Regions from separate parts of the Mus musculus genome. Here region 1 is linked to region 2. Evidence: chromatin contacts called from ENCODE Hi-C or POLR2A ChIA-PET data. All regions are on one chromosome and are shown on one strand. The core of a region is the stretch at or near the end of the contact, and the rest is flanking DNA. Distances in the headings are between cores, read along the strand shown. Region 1 has its middle 16 kb from the start of Gm51967. Region 2 has its middle 37 kb from the start of Gm51967.

Region 1 (5,434 bases), core at 1,997-4,496, 54 kb before region 2:
AGTGCCTCTCCTCTTGGCATTTTTCTCCTGAGAACGCCCACTAGCCTGGGGTGGGAGGACTTTAAATCAGCATTTCACAGCTGAGGAGTCAGAGTGGAGAGAGAGAGAGAGAGAGAGAGAGAGAGAGAGAGAGAGAGAGAGAGAGAGAGAGGCACTTCCAAAGCCTTGCTGTAAGTGGGTATTTCAGCCTCTGCCCACGGAGACATAGATCATACAGAAGAGAGCCTTAGTCAGGTTCCTCTGGGCTTAGTGCAGGATGGGGAGGGACTCAGCACTTTTACCTCTGCTGGTCCAGGAGCCTGTGAAGATGGACCATTAGAGGCAGGCAGGCAGGCAGAGAGAAGATGCTGAGTTATCCTGATTTGCCCCAAATCCCCTGGAGTGTGTCATGAGGCTGGCAGCTGAGGAAGCCGTCCAGGGGCCAGACCCCATGGCTCCGTGCAGCTGCAGGTGCCCTCACAATCCTATGAGAACCCTGACCGGTGAAATGAGGTCAAGGGTGGGAGCCTACAGTGGGGTTAGTGCCCTCATTAAAAGAGGAAGATGCCGTAGTCTGTAGCAGCGGAAAGAGTCCTCACATAACCTGATCTGGGACTTCTAGCTTTCTAAAAAGCTATGACTTCTATTGTTTAAACCACAAAATGTGTGGCTGGAAATATTGGCTTAGGGAACCGGATTTGATTCCTAGCACCCGTATGGTGCTCACAACAGTCTGGAACTCCAGTTCCAGGAGCTCTGATATCTTCAGATCTCCAAGGCGCAGCACGTGGTGCACATATATACACATAGGCAAAACAGCCACAACGTAAAGGCAAATGTTTTAAACCACACGGTCTGTAATCTTTTATTCTAGATATAACCTTCCATTATGTTCCTATCACCCTGGTTCTAGGGAAAATCTACAGTGGGACCACAGGGGTCCAGCTATAGCGATATGGGCCATGGGGAGGAGGAGCCAGGTGTGGGGCAGAGCACATGGGGCTAGCTCAGGAGTGGGAAGGCCAAGTGTGAGGCTAATGCAGGCAAAGGGAGTCTGAAGGTGACCAGACCCAGTCTGGTTGCCCTGACTTACTTCCCCACTTCTACCTTGGTTGGGTGGGACAGGTAATTTCCTCAGACAACCTTCTTGAGAAGACACAGTGATTTCTGACCCAGACGTGTAGTTTAGCACTCTGTTGTGTAATTAGGCTGGGCTGTGGGGGGCCTGGCAGTCAGCTCTATCTGTGGTAAGGCTGCCCGGGTCTGTCTTGCAGCTGCCGGGTTTCCCTCAGTGCTCCTCTCCTGAGGAGAGTATATTTACTTGGTTTCACTCCCAAGGAGCTGTGCTATGGGGGAGAAACTTCCATTAGGTACATAGAGAGGTCAAACCCTCCTCAGGCCCTTTGCCCGGAGCCTTCTTCTCCAGTCTAGGACTATCCTCTTAGCCACCTGAATTTCTGCTGAAGAAACCTCACAGTTTAAGGGCCCAGGGTCAGGGCCTTCGGCATGGACCACAGCAGATTTGGCTCCATGTGGCATTAGAGCATCCACTTGGTCTCCAGTGTAGAGTGATGGAAAGGAGCACTTCCTGCTAAGGTTACCCAGTAAGAAATCTAGGTAAACAACTGAGGATGGGGTGCGTGGGGAGTGGTACAGCCTTCAGGGAAGATGGTGTGGGCTCTTGGGCCTGAGTGCAGCTGTGAATACCACACTCCTCATATACTATGTATGTGTATATGTATGTGCGTGTGTGTGTGCACGGCATTGATGTCAGCTGCCTTCAGCTGTCACTTTATATCTGAATTGGAGGCAAGTGCTCTCACTGAATCTGGAGAGGTAAGAGCTGGCCAGCAAGTCTCAGAGGTCCTTCTGTCTTCCCTCCCTCAGCAGTAGAATTCCGTGCACACAGCACCACTCCTGTTTTTTTATATAAGTACTGGGAATGTGAAAAAAGTTCCCAATGATTGTGTAAGCCACCACTTTACCAACTGAACCACCTCCTCAGCTCAGAGTCTCTCTGTCTCTGTCTCTGTGTGTGTGTGTGTCTGTCTCTGTCTCTGTGTGTGTGTCTGTCTCTGTGTGTGTGTGTGTCTGTCTGTCTCTCTCTGTGGTGTGTGTGTGTGTGTGTGTGTGTGTGTGTGTGTGTGTGTAGACCAGGCTGGCCTTGAACTTAGAGACCTACCTGCCTCTGCCTCCTGAGTGCTGTGATTAAAGATGTGCGCTGTCACCTTCCCACTTGGAGTCTTCTCTTTAAGGGGCTCTCTGCACAAGTGATCTCCTACTCCTGGTCTGTGGCCTTCATGGAACAGCTGGAAGAGGAATGACTGGGAAAGGGGACAAGAGAGCAGAAAGAGAAAGAGGAGCCACATTGTATGGAATGAAGAAGGAAGCATTTGAGAAGAGACACATCCAAACCAGGGCTCAGAACACCTGGCATCCTTGGTCTGTTTCTGATGTGACAGTTTGTATGGCTGTCCCATTTTCTTATACTTTTTAGGAAGAGAAATTTGCAAATTCACTTAGCTGGGTGAGGAGCTACACAGCCCACACCTACAGCGAACAGCATCTCTTCTGGCCCTGTGTGGGTGCAGGATTCCCCGTAAGTGCCTACTTTTTCTCTTGTTAGCTGCTGCTGGGAATGTACCCGAAAGGGATGTCTGTTGCCTGGCAGAAGGCAGGAACTTGACCAGATCCAAAAGCTTGGGCCTCTAAGCTACAGGAGATGCACTGACAGATTTGGCTGTGTTTAAAAAAAATGCTCCACACAGATTTTTATAGGCACATATCTCAAGCCACCCATATTCGAGCTCGTCTCTCAGAAGCCCACTTAAACCATTCCTCCTGCCAAGGTTTTATACAGAATGGGAGATAGAGCTTGGGATGGGTAACTCAGGCTTTCTGCCTCAGTTTGCACATCTGAGATTCCTAAGCAGGATGCAGGCTTGCAGCCTCCGAGCCTGGGGTATTTTGCAGTGATAGATGCTCTTCTGAGCCACAGGGTACCTCCTAGGTGTCTGGCCTGTCTATTTCCAAGCATGTGAGAGAGAGAGAGAGAGAGAGAGAGAGAGAGAGAGAGAGAGAGAGAGAGAGAAGCACTCCCAGCCCAGGGTTTATAAGTGCATCTCAAAGCTAGACTCTGCTTGCCTGCCTGTCCCGGGATCTCTAGGTCTGGAACTGTCATGGATTCCACAGGCCCAGGCACCCAGTCCTAAGTGTGGGTTATAATTGCACCCCAACTCCTCCCGTCTCTGACTTTCTGCTAAAATGTAACCGTGGTAACTTGGTCAGGGAAGGAGCCCAGGGCAGTTTGGAAAGAGCTCTCTTTCAGTGCTGCTACATGCAGCTAGTCTTGTAGCCTGTGGTTCAGGTGAACCTCAGGGTTGCCCACGCACTCTGAGAGTGGATTCCTCAGGGTAACAGGGCAACAGGGCTTTGAATGCTCTCACCTGCGCCTGTGTGCGCTTCTGTTACTCCCATCTCTTCCCTCTCCCTGCCCCTCTCCTTCCAAGGCTACTTCTGGTCTATAGTTTGAGCAACATTACTTACTACTTTCTCTGGAGACAAAGCTTTCTGGCCAGGAGGGACCTGGTTATTATGTCCCTTTCTCTTTATGGAATCAGCCCCCAATCTATTAAAGGAAAAAAAAAAACCAGCAGGATCTTTAATAAATGGGCTTTAATCAAGGGAATTATCAAATGTGATTCATCCTCCCTCAGGGCAGATATGCAATTTATCTTTCAGCAAAGGACTCGGTGTCTTAATGCACAGGGCCTTGGAACAATGGCCATTAATCCCATCTGTCCCCATGAGAAGGAAGAAGCATTTGATGTTAGTGCCCAGGGCTCTGACCCCATTAGAAATTCTCCACTGGATTGCCCATAATGCTGACATCTTAACTAAAATGGGGCAGGAGAAGAGTAGCGTTCAGTGCTCCAGGGACGAGGCTAAGCTGGACCATAGTGTCCCCTCCTGCTCATGGGGACAGCCCTAGCTGCTAGGCTCAGGAAGGAGTGACCCCTCCTGCTCATGGAGACAGCCCTGGCTACTAGGCTCAGGGAGGAGTGGAGGGTGGTTGCTCAAACCCTCACTGTCTTTCTTGTTTCTTTGGGTTTCAGCCCAGATCAGGATGTGGGTGGGATGAGGGGGTAGGAGTGGGATTGATGGTGGGGTGGTAAGGTGGTAGGGTGGTGAATGGGGTGGTAAGGTGGGGGTTGAATGGGATGGTTGGGTGATGGAGGGGGGATGGTGGCACATTCTTGTACTGAACAAAGGCAATAAAGTGGGAGCTGTTCCAATCCCTGCTTTATTCACTCAAGTACGGTCATGGCACCTGGCCCCATTGTACCTACTATTGTCAAATAGAATGCGGCAGCAGGCAGGGGTACCTGGTGGGCCCATGCCAAGTTGCCCCTCTGAGAAATCACACATTCGACAGACCTGGTATAAAGAAGGTTGATTTGGGGCAAGGGGAGGAATTAATGGCTCGGAGAAGGGGTAGAGGCAGACTGGAGGGAGAGAAAGGCTGGCTAGGATCACTTGGGAAGAGGGGGAAAGGGGAGGAAAGATGAAGGGAGAGAAGGGGGGGAGGGAGAAAGGGAGGGAGGCAGGTAGCAAGCACTCTTTTCTACCTGGTGTGCCACCCACACCTGGCAGCAGGTAATGGCTGCAGATGGTGACTAAGCTGTTGCTAGGTCCCTGGGAGGAGCTGAGCGGCTTCTCCTGTAAGCCAATACCTACTGACCTATAAAATTACAGAATCAGGGGCTAGAACTGGGCTGAGATTATGGACTTGAGTCTACCTCTCTGCTTTCTTCCCACAGGGAAATGATTATAGTCTCTTTTTTAGCCTAGTGAGGAAGAAGGACGGATTTTCTCTACTCTAGATTCTCACAGCTGCAGCCCCTTACCTGGGCCAGGCCTGGCAAACCCGAACTCAGACTTCACCACCATCCATGGCAGCACCCCCACCCCACAACACCCAGCTCAACCCTTGTTTTGCCTTGGGTCCTGTTTGCCATAGACCCGGAGCCCAGGGGCCTGGGATGGCTGCCACAACACTGTTACAAGCTGACTCATTCCTAGACGTACAGAACCTCTTACAAGAAAACGCTAGAGCCACTGCAAACCTAATGCATTTTCAGAATCAGAGAATTAGAGAAAAATGGAATAAGTTGGGAAAGAATTTGTAGCAATCCACCCCCCCCCCAAAAAAAGTACCCTTTTTGTTTTTGTCTTCATCTTGGTCTCCATGAACAGAAGCATGCCCCAGGGAGCAACATTCCCAGGGCCTCTCCTGCCATTCCTGGTTCTGTGGAAGACCCACACTCATTGAAGCAAGGAAGGGCTGAGTGGCAAGAAATCTGACATGTCTGTCACATTATGGGTTGAGGCAGTGGGATGTCCCTTTGTTTTTCCCAGTAGCCTTTTCCCCTTTACTAATGGTTTCCAACACTTT
Region 2 (4,800 bases), core at 2,107-4,606:
GAAAGAAGTCACCTTATATATGCCTCTTCTTGTTTGATAAGAGGAGGACACTTGGATCCTTACTCAAGGCCACTCAGCAGAAAACACAGTTCTCAGGCCCAGGCTCAGCTCTGTCCTGGTCCTAGCTTCCTCCTGCAGGTCCCATCATGGAGGTGCCCATGGCAGGTAGCCCAAGTCATTACTTCCTTTCCTGTTTCCCTGAGGACTGAATGCTGAGAACAGTAGAGAAGGCAAGCGATGTGGGGGTGTGGAGGGTAAAGGCTAGAGCTTCCAGGCTGTGGACAATGTCAAAGTCTGAAGACCTCTTCAGTTTTCACAGGATGAAGGATGAAGGAGTGGGCAGCAGAGAACAAGAGACTGACAGAAACCAGTCCCTCCCCCAGGTGTCTCCAAGCAGGGACTGATCCACTGCCATCTCTGGGTCACCTCTCTGGTCTCACCTATCTCTGGACAGCTCTGCCTGCCTTCCTTCCTTCCTTCCTTCCTTCCTTCCTTCCTTCCTTCCTTCCTTCCTTCCTTCCTTCCTTCCTCCCTCCCTCCCTCCCTCCCTCCCTCCCTCCCTCCCTTCCTTCCTTCAGACACACCCGAAGAGGGTGTGATCCATCAGATCCCATTATAGATGGTTGTGATCTACCGCTGGTTTCTGGGATTTGAACTCAGGACCTCTGAAAGAACTGTCAGTCCTCTTAACCACTGAGCCATCTCTCTAGCCACCTTTGTGTTTCTACCTTCGTTCTTTGTCATTCTTCTGGATCTGCCACTCAAGGCCCCAAGGGCGAGTCTTGGTTCATCTCAGTTCCCAAAACATGGCCCAGGGAATTCACAGAGCAAGCACTAGGTGCACATCTGCAGAGTAAATAGAGGGGTAAAAGACTGGGTAGAAGATGTGGGCCTTGGGCTGAGAATGTACATAAGTTAGTCTAGTGCTTGCCTAGGCCCTAGGATAACCCCGTCCAGTACCTCATAAACGATGTCTAGCGATGTCTCTAATCTTAGCACTTGGAATGTAGAGAAGAAAAAGGATCTGAAGTTCAAAGTCATCTTTGGCTACACAGCCAGCTTCTATGTAACAGTTGTGTAGCTTGGTCTTCATGCGGGACTCCTAACAGTAGGAACTGGACTCTCCCTGACTCTGTTGCCTGCCTTGGGGACCCTTTCCGCTAACTGGGCTGCCTTGTCTGGTTGAATAGAAATGCCTCATCTTACTGCAACTTATATGCCAAGGCTGGTTGATATCCATGGGAGGCCTCCCCTTCTCTGAAGAGAAAAGGAGGAGGAGTGGAGGGGGGAGGTGTCGGGAAAGGACTAGGAGAAGTGGGAGGGGAAACTGTGATATTAATTAATTAATTAATTAATTAAGCAAGCAAGCTTCGGGCTGGAGAGATGGCTCAGCGGTTAAGAGCACTGACTACTCTTCTGAAGGTCCTGAATTCAAACCCCAGCAACCACATAGTGGCTCACAACCATCTGTAATGAGATCTTACGCCCTCTTCTGGAGTGTCTGAAGACAGCTACAGTGTACTTAGATATAATAATAAATCAATCTTTAGGCCAGACTGAGCAGGGCCGGAGCAAGGGGGGCTGACTGGAAGCAAGCAGAGGTCCTGAATTCAAATTTCCAGCAACCGCATGATGTCTCACAAACATCAGTACAGCTACAGTGTACTCATATACGTTAAACGAACAAACAAACAAACAAATCTTTTTTTAAAAAAAGTCCTGATTGCTTTAAAAAAAAAAAAAAGCAAACTTCACAACCCAGGGCCTGAGCATAGCAGAACACAATAGGTACTTACTGGAATAGAAAAAACAAAACAAAACAAGATAACAATGATACCCTGATGTCACTGTTGTCTTCACTTTCTATTACACATACATACATGTACAAGAGCATCCTTCCAGAACACTCTGAGGAAATCCTGCTCTGCAACAGCCAGATAGTCTCACCCGGCACACCAAGTACCACACTCTGAACACTCACACCCTGGGCCTCTGCTGTTACATTGTGATGTAATAAGAAATACATGTATTTTTGTCTCATTCCCTGTCACACAACTCAGAAAATCTTCAGGCTCTGCAGAGTGATAGGATGCCTTTGTCCACTGATGACATGACCGGTGATGACTCCCTAGACAGACTCAGGGTGTTAGCTGATCACCAGGCAAGACTCTGGTGACTGAAGACTGACCCCAACCGCTATAAACGATAGAGGAGCTGAAGGTTGAGTTGGTCTCTGTGGGTGATGATCATCAGTTAGATCACCTAGCAAAGCCTTTAAGGGACCCGAATGAACCAGGTTCAGGAAGCTTCCAGATGCTGTCCATAAGGAGGTATGGGGGTGGAGGTGACCAGAGAAATGGTAGCAGTCCCCACTCAATGCTCAGCCACAACTGGACATCTGTATCACCCTTACCAAGGCTCCGGGACACTGTGGAGGGTGGAGGCAGGATTGTAAGAACCAGAGGTGGGGGAGCACTGGAGAAAAAATATCTTCTGGCAGTCCAGCCTGCATTGCTCATGAGCTCACAGCATCCATGGTTGCCTGTGCACATGATCAGGCCAACATTTTACATGAGCCTATATGGAGCAATGGACAGTTGGTTGCTTCTAGCGGAGGAACGGACAGTTTCTTTAAGGCTGAACGTGCCCCAGTGGATGCCTGCGGCCCCCACAGGAGCACAAACTAGAATTGATGGGTTATAAAACTTAGAGGGCATGAAGGGGGAGGGGCTAGGGAAGTCAGGGTGGAGTGTGAGGAGTGAGGGGAAGGAGTGGGCAGGTGAAAGACTTAATCTACCTGTTCATCTCTCTCGTCTGGTTGTTCATCTGAATCCTTCATTTATCCTGTGTAATAAGTGAGCAAACCTATGTGAAGTGTTTCCCTGAGCTCTGTAAGCTGTCTTAGCAAATTAACTGAACACGAGGCAGGAGATGTGAGAATCCGTGCTTTATAGCTTGCTGGGGGAAGCACGTGCTCCCACCCCTAAGGCTTATGATTGGCATGCAGAGTGGGGTAGGTGTCATGAGGACTGACTGAGTCCTCAGCCTGTGGGATGAATGGGCACTATCTGCAAGGGAATGGCGTCAGAACCGAAGTGCGTGAGAGGACGCTCTGCTGCTACCCACTGAGAACCCCTTAGCACGTGGTACATGCCCCCGATTAATGCGTCCGTCCGACAAGCGTGATGTGGGAGGGTAGGAGGACACTTTTTTTTTCTTTATTTTTAACACCCCTCCCCCACTCACTCCCAGGAGAGCAGAGCAGCTTTCCCACATCTTTGTCAGCTGCTCTAGGGAGTCGCAACCCGTAAGGTGCCAAAGCTTCCTAAAAATATCCGGAAAGCCTTGTTGCAGAGCTGCGAAGGTGAGCTGGAAGTGCACACCCCCAGGGAACATTCCTGGGCCCTGCGCCATCCCCCCCCCCCCCCAATTCCTAGTCTGCGCTCATCTGCAGGAGCCTGGATCAGAACACACTGACTGCAGTGCCTAGAAGTTCCAGGGAGCATCTCTGTTGTACCCAAAGACCAGAAAACTGAGGCCCAGAATGAGGCTACCCCAGACACCCTGGCTACCACTAATGGGCTCTGTAGAGTGTTTTTCTGTAGTCAAAAGCAGCTGACCATAGAAGGAAGTCAGAGGAAGCGAGCCCCACCCCCACCCCTGGACCCCAGGGATGGAATGTTGGGCCTCAAAGGCCTCCACACAGGAGCCGCTGAGTGCCTCCTCCCCACCCCAGCCCATGCCCCTCGAGATTTCCCTTATTACTTTTTTTAATTAAAAATTTTATTCTTTGAGAATTCCATGCATGTACGCAACGTACTTTAATCATATACACCCCCGAGTCCCCCCAGGAGTAGCTATCTCTTTGATGAGAGCTTCACGCTGGGCTCTTGACATGCATTGCTGTTTGGTATGGGACAGGGGGAGATGAGTGGATGGTGTGGTCTCTCTAGTTCACTAATAAAGAAAGGGCTTTCAGAACTTGCCGGAAGCCTCAAGCTAGAGAGAGGATGCCTCCTGTTTTGTGTGGGATCTTCAATCTTCCAGAGCTGGATGTGTTTGTTCCCAGGGCAGGGACCCTCTGAGCATTGTTACCAGCTCTGTCTCATCCCCTACTGACTGCTGACCACAAGCCCTCTAATGGTTTTCTCTCTGGTGTAGTGGGAGCAGCTTCGTGGCTATGTGCCTCCTTTCCTTTTGAGGCATCTCCCCATCTGAGCATGGCACAGCTCTGAGAGAGCCACAGATAGTGCCTGGGCTAGCTTTCTTCTTAACAGTCCTCTAAACTACCCCAGGATCTGGTGGTATGCGGACCAGAGTCAGGGAACTCGCCCCTATACACTTCTGTCCAGTTCCCATGCTCCTGAGTGTCCACAGCATTGTGAGTGTCACTGGGCTTCATGTTCCCATCTTTCTGGTCCAATAACACAGGCAGAACCCAAGTGTTACTTGCTCTTGTATGCCAGCACTCTGACTATGGGTTCTTCTCTTTGGCTGTGGCCACACCCAGCTGTGAGATGCAGGGAACTTGTCCCAGGCATCCCTCCACTTCCTGGAGGTCTTCTTTCTGCCTCTCCATTTTGTGTGCCCCACCCTGGAACCTCTGGACACTGTGAGATTCATGAATACAGGATGTCTGTTTGTGCTAGGCACATGCATAGGCCAGGTTGCCATCTAGCCTTGCATTAATATGGTGTGGTGAGCAATTTTGCACATGACAAAATAAGGTTTGGAGAACTGGTTGCATTAGGATGATCATCAGGGGCTTTAGGAGTCTGGCCTCGGGAGTCCTCACAAGTT

What was found. A loop is a pair of places that touch in the nucleus more often than their neighbours do. ChIA-PET counts read pairs that join two places held with the same protein, here RNA polymerase II (POLR2A).
Region 1: a loop to region 2 is called in a map of left cerebral cortex, with 1.8 times the contacts of the local background. The contact joins two enhancer-like sites. A Hi-C loop is called at or near these places in 1 of 37 maps with a recorded cell type or tissue (left cerebral cortex). POLR2A ChIA-PET finds 5 or more read pairs at or near these places in 1 of 5 experiments (Patski).

What each region holds. Positions count from the first base shown.
Region 1 is chr12:8,462,321-8,467,754 of GRCm38, reverse strand. No RefSeq gene overlaps it. Among named protein-coding and RNA genes, the nearest start is that of Gm51967, 16 kb to the right of the region's middle. Within about 2 kb of position 3,246, at least 1 of the 3 ENCODE cell types and tissues checked has a DNase peak (open chromatin) inside an H3K27ac peak, as active enhancers do.
Region 2 is chr12:8,409,472-8,414,271 of GRCm38, reverse strand. No RefSeq gene overlaps it. Among named protein-coding and RNA genes, the nearest start is that of Gm51967, 37 kb to the left of the region's middle. Within about 2 kb of position 3,356, at least 1 of the 3 ENCODE cell types and tissues checked has a DNase peak (open chromatin) inside an H3K27ac peak, as active enhancers do.